Linked DNA regions of Homo sapiens: region 2 is linked to region 1. A link is a loop called in an ENCODE intact Hi-C map of the cell type or tissue named here. Cell type or tissue: PC-3. All regions are shown on one strand.

Region 1 (5,000 bases):
TTGGTTGTCCCATGAAAAAGAGAGCACTTGCTGGGTTATTACTATACATCTGTATATGCATGTGATATGAGATTACCACTGCAGAATCTAGGGTTAGGATTTTATCCGATCCTCCAAGAATATTATATAAATACATACATATATATATATATATATATATATATATATATATATATATATATACACACACACACACATATACATGACAATTCTGATAATGAATGAACCAAGAGTTTTGTTAAAAGGCATATGTTGCTATGGCAATTTGCAATGTCTTCTCTGCACAGAAATATCTAGGATATTACTGATTACTTCAATAAGACCAAAGAGAAAGTCAGCCCAAGTCTGAGCCACAATAAAAAGGAAAGGGCTACAGAAAAAACAAATTTTGCACATGATTAATGAGTACTAGCTGTGGCATTAAGTGACAACTTTGATTTATTTTGATCCTTAAGATAAATGCATTAAATATTACTCTTCTCCATTCCCATCAATGTAACAATTGTGTTCATTACATTTCTTGATATAAATGAGACTTGGATGTGATAAATGCAACCCTGGTTAGAATATTGGTATAATGACCCAACTGTTTCCCCTACCTCCAACCCCACACTTTTCCATTTAATATATCTTGTTCACCATCACTAGTTTGATCTTCCTATGGCTGCCTACAATCCCTCTCTCTTCCAAAACTTTCACGATTTCTCTGTGAATGCATGAAGGCCACCTCCTTACATTATTTGATGCTCTTCTCTCTCAGATACGCATTCATTTCCCCTGGCATCTTCTACAGATTATCGAAGGCCTATTATGCCTTTCCTCTTCACCACAGCTAGAAATGATTCTACTCTTTTTCTGCCTTTTTCTAGTTCTAATTTTTATTGCTTGTGTTATTATCTGCTTCTAAGACACTAGTGATAATTTAGCCACTTAAGCATATAATCTTGAAATGCTATTTAACCTTTTGGGCCTCAGTCCCTTTATCTATGAAATATATAAAATGAATTAGAGTCTGATTGGTTTTGTGGGCCATGGGGTCTTGGCTACTCAATTCTACCATTAGCTGACATGGACGATATGCAAATAAATGAGCACGAATATTCCATAAAATTTTATTAACAAAAACAGGCATCCCAGGCTAGATTTTGCCTGTAAACCATAGCTGGCCAACCCTTATAGTATGCTATAATTTCTGAGTCTCCTTCCAGTGCTAAGATTCTATGAGAAGGCAAAAAGCCATTTCTATTCCTAACATCAAAGGGATAAAGTTTTCCCTTAAAGTTTCTCTTCATAAGATATTACCCTAGTCAATTGTCATTGATCATGATATATGATTTTGGTCTTTGCTCTCTCTTTGCTTAGCACATGTCACATTGTTGTAGATGTATAGATGTTTTAATGCATATTCTGTCAGCATAGTAAATACAGAAGGACAGTTCTCTCAGTTCTACAGCAGGTCATTCTGACCAGAGTATGAACTGGGCACACACATTTATCAATTTTCTCCAAACTTCTTTTCATAGGTCAAATTACATGTGATACTACACTTGTAATCTTCTTGCTTCCTGATACATCAGGATATAAGGAATATGGTAGGCATTGTATAAAGCTGTTTAGATAATTAACGTTAGGTACACAGGATCATGTGTGATATTAATATTTTCATGTGAAAAATGCTATTTCATGAGCCATCATCTGCTCCTCAACCTGTGATAAAATTTGTAGCTTCCTGGCAGAACATATCGATAAAAGTACCTGATCTTAGATATATTGAACCCTAGCTTGATTAATATTTTGCTCAAGTAGAAAATTAAGTGGTGGTAGGGAATGCCCACATTTCATGTTGCTTTCCTGTGGAGTCTGTTTCTATCCATCTTTGATCTAGCATTAATTAGCACTTTTTCATATTCAATAACACTTCATTTACTAGGCATGAGCTTTTCTTAAAAACGAAGTTCCTAAGCATCTCAGGTAGAACATGTATAAGAAAATAAAAGCCTGCATATCTTTTCCTTATTCTTCCTGCAGTTATCTTTCAAATCTTTGTGTAATGGGAACTAAGACTCTATCTGTAGTCTTACCTCTGAAAGCAAAATCCTATATCCAGTGTAGTTGTATCATTGTTATTGACTTGAAGCCCATCTAGTGGTTTCTTTATCCTGATAGCCTATCTGAGTTTCATTTCCTTAATAAGAAGGGTTGGAGTTCCATATCAGGTTATATGATATATTTGCTCCTTGTTTTGCTCCAAAATTTCCTGTTCAAGTAGGGTGTCCTGTATAAAATATCTTTACATGTCCACTGTTTTAAAACTGTTTTTTTTAATCTGTCTGGATCTATATTCACTAATACAGAGTTTGTCTGCCCAGAAAACATGAATTTGAATCCCTGTTATCAGTCTATTGGGTACGTGCAGAGACCCCAGAAATAGCAAATCTTCCAAAATATTGGAACATTTTTGTCTGGGTGATTCTGCTACAGTGTAATATACCTACCATCATAATAAAATAAAACTATTTTTCTTTTTCTTCTAACTCCAGATTCTTAGATGGTTGTGAGACTGGCTTTAAGGAATCCAATCCCTAAGCAAATGTGTTCTTAACACATGAGTTAGGAAATAATTATTCTCATCACAGAAGAATTCCTGTAGAGAAAGATTGCTTCAGAATTTCTTTTGGAAATTAGTTTTTCTTTGTTCTTAGGCTTATTGTTTGTCAGAAACACAGAAAAGCCATTAATTTAAAGGTTTATGTGTAGAGCCATATCAGTAGAGAAAATCCAGAAGAAGGTGAAGCAATTCTGTAACCACTGTCTTAGGCAATGATAAACTAACCGGATAATCAGAAACACATCTCTGTATAATATGAAGTTCACCTCAAGTAGTGCACATTTGATGTACCTATTCATTCAACTTTGAAATGCTGTTGCTAACCTTGACTCTTTCTCATCCCTTTCTTTCCATATAAATTGGCCAACAAATTCCATCACTTTTACCTTCTAAGTAGTTCTCAAACTTGTTCCCTCTCATTTATTCCCTCTGCCAAGGTACTTCAATTCACTGGCTCAACAAATATCTATTTAGGGTCAACTGTGTGAAAGTCATTGCCCTAGATGTTTAGGATACAACTGTTAAAAGAACAAACAACGTTACTTTATGGGTCTTACATTCTTATTCAGAATTTCATTATTTCTTGCTTGAATTGCAACATAAATCTTTTGCTTCTAGCCGGCTCTCACTGGAGACTATACCCGATGCTAACACCAGAGCTGTCTTTCTAAAAGATAATCCGGATCATGTCACATTCCATATTCAAATGGCTCTTTATCACCAACTTTGTAAATGCCACGTCTGGTAACCATCTTGGAGGACTGAGCCACACCTGCCTAACTTCATTCTCCACCACTCCCATCCCTTTTCTTCAGTCACACTGGACTAAGTGCTGCTCCTAGAATAGGCAGAGATGAGGTTTTCATGGCTGTATGACTGCACCTGCTGATTTTGCCATAAATTCTACACTCCCATGTCAAGAAGAAATTTCTACTCAACTCTGAACAAAGTCATCTTTGCCTTTGGCGGAGAGTTAATGTTTTCATGTGTTAACTTGTAGAAATGTTCAAAACATGCTCTTTTTAAAAGTGACACTTACAGAATTCTATCTATTTATATTCTTGTTTTTCATTCCTCAATATCAGTCCCATTAGACTGACAGTTTTTCGAAAGCAAAATATATGTCTTCTTTGGGCTAACCAGTAATTTGTTGAAAAAAAAGTAGAAACTAACAGGTGTAGTATACAAGAGAGATTCTGTGCTTACCTTAAAAGGGATACTTATAGGAATATAAATTTTGCTTTAATAAAGTTTTATTTTCAACCCTCTCTTATTTATGGCATCTAATATGACTTCACTGGGTGTATGGGCCTCATTGACAAAATCTACCAAAACCAAAGAAAAGAAAAAAATATCATTTAAAATCATATGCAAATTATTCTGTTCCAATAATTTTACTATCTAGGCATAACTTAAAATAGGGCTTAGAAAAGTTTAGTGTTTAGCATAGTTATCTAAAAAGAACAATATCCCTTTTAAAAGGAACATGCATGGAAATATTAATAACCTTAGAAGTACAGGATCTTAAATCACTCTTTCATGGGTTTTAATACCTTACTCTGCAGGAACTTTATGGTCTTTCCATAAAGACTTTTCATATATATAAAAAAGTAGTGTTTCTGGAACTCATGAAAAGTGGGCATATAAAATAAATCCTGAAGGAAGAGCTTAAATAATTATGTGCATTGAGTGAGAGACGGAAACCCAGTCTCAATGTAGGGAGACTGAAGGGCTCAGGCAGCACTCATGCATCCTTAGGGAATGTGGTAGATGGGCTAAGAGCTGCCCAGATTTTTTTCAAAACCAGCATATTCCCAGGTATCACTAAATTTTGAGAGAAAAAGTTATTAATGAGTCTTAAAAAATAATTGAAACAATTTAATTTAATGAAGTAGAAACAATTTAAAAGAACCGTATTATGTGGATTTCCTTGAGGAAAAACAAAACAAAACAAAAACCAAATAGCCAGTATTAAGATCTCTCAAGCTTGTGAACCCACTGTGCTCACAAAGGTATAGAAATAACCTCAGTAGGCCAGGTACAGTGGCTCACACCTATAATCCCAGCACTTTGGGAGGCCGAGGCGGGAGTATCACTTGAGGTCAGGAGTTCAAGACCAACCTGGCCAACATGGTGAAACTCCGTCTCTACTAAAAATCCCCAAATCAGCTGAGCACAGTGGCACATGCTTGTAATCCCAGCTACTCGGGAAGCTGAGGCAGGAGAATCGCTGGAACCTGGGAGGCGGAGTTTGCTATGAGCCGATACTGTGTCACTGCACTCCAGCCTGGGCAACAGGGTGAGACTCGGTCTCAGAAATAAATAAATAAATAAATAAGAAATAACTTCAGTAAAGTAAGGTTCTGGTCTGTCTAAACAAATGTTTGTAAAT
Region 2 (5,000 bases), 280 kb after region 1:
CACAGCTTGTCCTCTCTCATTGAAATTATACTCTCATATCCCTTAGGTCTTTTCTGGTTTTCTCACTGTTTCAGGGCTAGAGTGTTCATGGAATCCACTGGGAAATATCCATTCTTGTCATGTCTCCTCAAACTTGATTCCAAGGACACTTCTATCTTTGAGTTTCTTTTGTGGGTGTTCTCACCCCAACCCAGTTTGGCCTGAGTATCTGTGTGGGTCACATATAACCAATATTCCTTTATTTATCTATCTTTGTCAGTTTTATCTTTTAAAATGTTTTGTCTATATCATATTTCTAGACTAATAATTCATGTATTAATAAAAGACAACTAATTAATAATCAGTATTTGTAATTACCATGAGACAAATAGCATAAAAGCATTCAAGTGGTGTAATCCTAATCAAAAGAAAGGAAACAAGGTGCTTGGTTTAAACTAGTAAGGCTCATAATATGGGTAGATAACTTAAGTTTGGAGCTTAAGTTTGGAGCTCTCCGTGGTAAAATACAGTCTTTATACTTGGAATTATTGGAATAGATGACCATAAAAAAAACTCTCACAAGTCTAAAAAGTGGGTATTTAATACTTATGATAACAATACCAAAAGAAAAAAAAATACAGATAGCACTACGATTTTATTGTTTGATCCTTGCCTTTCAGAAAGGCTTATAATATACTTGAAGTGACTAGATCTACAGAAAGATACATATTACATTGCTATAAAAACTTTTATGTCAAAAAGAGTATAAGACAAGTGTATTTAGAAAAACTATCCAGCAGGGGATCATGTAGCAGGTGAAGTGAGTATTGAAAGTGAGCTGAAATTAGGATAAGCAAAAACAGAGGGAAAATACAGTTATTTAAGGAGAAAAAGTGATGCCAGAAATAAATGAGCAAAACAAGGATTAGGATCTGACTAGGGGTCATTTTAAGACTGAGTTGTGCAAATATATTTGACCAGTGGATTTGCTACATAGAAATCACTCATTTAGTATTTGCCAAATGAACATGGAATGAATAAAATGCATTTCATTAGACTATCTGTTACTCCTCCTTACTGAAAGTTATTTATTAATTTTTTTATTGTTGTTATTGTTGGTTGCTCCCCTTCAAGTACTTGACTTCATGACTCACTGGCTTCTTTTCAATCCTTTTCTCATCTCTTTTTTTCTATTAAATCACTAGGTGAGCTCCTGCAGACTCCTGGCTTTAGATACCATCTTTATGCTGATGACTTCCAAATATTATTTCCAATCTGACCTCTTTGTCTCTCTCTGTCTGTGTGTGTGTGTGTGTGTGTGTGTGTGTTTACTACCTCCTTAGCATCTCCACTTGGATATCTGATATAGACTTTAAATTTGACATGTTCAAAAGAGAACTCTTGATTTTCATTTATCATTCCCACAAAAATTTTTTTCTCCCCCAGTCTTCTCCATTAGTAGAGAGTACTGCCATTCATCCAGCTGACAAATCCAAAAACCAAGGGGTTGTATTCAATACCTAATTCCCTTAAACTCCACAATCAATTTATTAGTGAATTCTGTTGACTCAATTTTCAACATGTATATAGAATCTGATAGTTTCTCATCATTTCCAACACTATTTTTCTATCTTCTCTAGACTAGAAGATTGCAGTAAACTTCCTAAATACTCTCTCTGTTTCTATTCGTATATGCTTCAGTCTCTATTTCTTATTTTACACATTATAGCCACAGTGATCCTTTTGCAATTAGAAGCAGATCAGTTCACTTCTGTAGCTCAAAACTTTTAATGGTTTTCCGTCTACTTAGGATAAAACTCAAACTCATTTTCTTGGCCTTAACCAAACAAAAGCCTGGCATGATCTGGCTCCTCTCCACCTTACAACTTTCCCCTTGCTTACTCAGTTCAGGTTCACTGGCCCTATCATGTTTTACTAACATACCACAAGTTGTTTACACACCTCTCATCTGCATCTTTAAATAGCATGCTCCTTTCACATGCTGGTCAAATCACTCCCTATTCAGGTATCCCTTTCCAAAGCAAATGATCTGAAACAGGACCCCTTATTGCTATGCATGTTCTCTACCTTCTTGCTGTGTTTATTTTTTGAACTATTATATAAACTTGTATTATCCCTTTTTATTTCATTTACTTATTACCTGTGTATCAAACCCTCATGGAGACTCTATCAAGGTCGGTGCTTCTGCTTTGCTCTCAACTGTGTTCCCAGCGTCTAGAACAGAACAATGTAAGTGCTTAGTAGATACATGTTCAATACATGAATAAGACTAAATATTGCTTATTTTCTTGTATATTATCTCCTTTGGTAAGTTGGGTAAGAGAGCTTTATCTGTAAAGCAATAAAGTAGGGTTAGTATAATCATTGAAATTGTATGCCCTAGAGTCCAACTGCTTGGATTTAAACAAATCCAAGCTCCTTCAGATGTGATCTTACATTATCTTGAATACTTGCTTAAGTTGCCTATGCCTTAGTTTTATTTCAATGTAAAAAAAAAGGACTAATAATGATGCCTGTATACAGAGTTGTAAGAATTAAATGAGGAACACATCCAAAGCATTTAGAACAGTGTCTGACATGCAGAAGCATTAAGTAGATGCTAGGTTTTATTTCCCCTTAATTTGTTTTATTCTAATTTGACATCCTCAAAGGTATGGTTACAGATATTCAGTATTTTTTTTTCAGATAGGGGACTCACTCTGTTGTCCAGACTGGAGTACAGTGGCACCACCACAGCTCACTGCAGCCTCAACATCCCCGGGCTCAAGCGATCCAACTGCCTCATCCTCCCAAGTAGCTGGGACTACAGACACACAACAGTACACCTGATTAATTTTTATTTTTAGTTTTTGTAGAGATGGGGTCTTCCTACATTGCCCAGACTGTTCTTGAACTCCTGGGCTCAAGCAATCCTTGCATCTCGGCTTCCCAAAGTGCTGGGATAACAGGTGTGAGCCACCATGCCTGGCCCATCATGCATATTAAAATCCCTCATTGAAAGGGAAGAGCACGTTTTTTTCTCTTTTTCCCTGACTTTTTCTCTGGCTGGGCCACTACTAAGCAATTATCACTGAAGTTATAACTCCTGCTCTTCCTATGAGGACATTCAGTGGATCCCTTGATTTGATACTTTATCCTTTTATTCACTTGGTTATGATATAAGTACATTAGAAGAATCTGGCTTCCTTTTTGCTAAATCCTGTTCTTCAGTTCATCTTATTATTTGGCCTTCATGAAGGTAATTTAATTCATAAGACAATTTGACAGGGCCAATACACATTCTTTTATCACATCCAACAGATTCAGATAATTGAATGCATTAAGCAAGGCTTTATCCTTAGAGTCAAGATTAATCCAATCCTCATACAGAAACTTTGTGATAGCAAAAACTTGCAAATCAGGTTAATTAAATTAGTAAAGTTTTAGAACCACAGCACTTTCTGTAGCATGTCAATCTACTAAAAATATTAAAAATTACTGGTTAACGGCTGGGCACGGTGGCTCACGCCTGTAATCCCAGCACTTTGGGAGGCCTAGGCGGGCAGATCACGAGGTCAGGAGATGGAGACCATCCTGGCTAATACCATGAAACCCCGTCTCTACTAAAACTACAAAAAAATTAGCCGGGCGTGGTGGTGGGCTCCTGTAGTCCCAGCTGCTCGGGAGGCTGAGGCAGGAGAATGGCGTGAACCTGGGAGGCAGAGCTTGCCGTGAGCCGAGATTGCACCACTGCACTCCAGCCTGGGTGACAGATTGAGACTCCATCTCAAAAAAAAAAAAAAAAAAAAAAAATTACTGGTTAACACATAGGACAATTTGAATAATTCATTAAGCATTGTGAAGGAAATGAAGATAAATAGGTTTATGAAATTTTTCTTCAAATACTTAACCTCTAGAAGGGAAAATATATAACTACATTTACAATAAAAGATAGAAAAAAATAGATACTTAAAGGAAATGTCTACAAAGTACTATAGGAGGTGAGCTGAAGCAACAATTATTTCTGAATGATTGCATTATGGGAAATTTCATTGATAGGTAATGTTTAAGGAGGTCCTTGAAGGAAAAATTATTTTGAGACATGAGAACATGATCTGGGAGAAGGAATAACATTCCAATATGGAGGAGCATCATAAGCAAACCCATCAAGGCTGAAAATTTTGGTACATATGTGAGGCAAAGGAAGAAGTTATTTGGACTGTAGCCTTTAAATGGATTCCTAAATAAATTTGGAAAAGTATGTTGGTATATATTATAGCATATTAGGAGGAAAGTTTTGGTTTCATAGTCAAAAGAAAATGACTGCAGTTGAGGAAAATTGGTCAAGAATAATACGTAAGGTGCTTGTATGTGGGAAAGACAGGAGGCAGAGTGACCAGAGAAGGGAGTATTCCTATCCCTAAGACAAAAGAGTTTGAACTAGGATTTAAGCAGTGACGATAGAAAACAAAGGAAATAGAAGTAAAATCAGTGAGTCTTAGAAACTGCTAACTTCTGTAGGGTGGGCTAAAGGAAAAGATGCAGTGATCCTGAGGGCTTAAGGCTGGGAAATGGAGTGTTGGCAAGGACACTTAAAGAGCGGCCATTTGGACAGGCGAGTGAAGAGTTGTTTTTTTACAGCCTGGGTTTGGGCATCAAGCATTCATCTAGACATACTTAATTGGTAGTAAGCTTCTGAGTCTGGTAACATAAAGCAATGGTTAAAGCTGAAGGGTCTTGAAGTCTGTAGGCAGTAAGAGCTGAATTAAGGATGAAAGTGATTCTCAAGGGAATGTGGAGAAGAAAAGCTAGAGACAATCCACAAGAAGCAACCACATATATGAAGCAATGGAGGAAGAGAAGACAAAGAAAGTAGTCAGATTATTTAGAGACAGAGAATACAGCCATTAGTTTTGTAAGTAACAATCGTCTGATTTCCACCTATGAGACATGTAGGAATCCTGTACCAATGGGGATTGGTGTGTGGAGCCAGAATGAACAATTCAAAACAAATCCTAGAA

The links. Hi-C counts contacts between places; a loop is a spot of excess contacts. Peaks named below come from ENCODE experiments on the same cell type or tissue, not always from the same donor. Only the 100,000 strongest peaks of a DNase experiment are listed, where the experiment ranks them.
Region 2: it touches region 1 in a loop (2.1-fold over the local background); 1 of 110 quality-filtered maps calls a loop at or near these places.

The regions. Positions count from the first base shown.
Region 1 is chr6:54,372,590-54,377,589 of GRCh38, forward strand. The region is part of intron 9 of TINAG (tubulointerstitial nephritis antigen); the gene reads left to right. Among named protein-coding and RNA genes, the nearest start is that of TINAG-AS1, 7.5 kb to the left of the region's middle. In PC-3, no CTCF peak of the experiment used is centred here; no DNase peak of the experiment used is centred here.
Region 2 is chr6:54,653,464-54,658,463 of GRCh38, forward strand. It overlaps LOC107986606 (a long non-coding RNA gene), which reads right to left. Exons shown (of 3, transcript XR_001744176.3): 2 at 2,141-2,214. Among named protein-coding and RNA genes, the nearest start is that of FAM83B, 190 kb to the right of the region's middle. In PC-3, no CTCF peak of the experiment used is centred here; a DNase peak (open chromatin) is centred at 1,898; H3K27ac peaks cover 313 bases.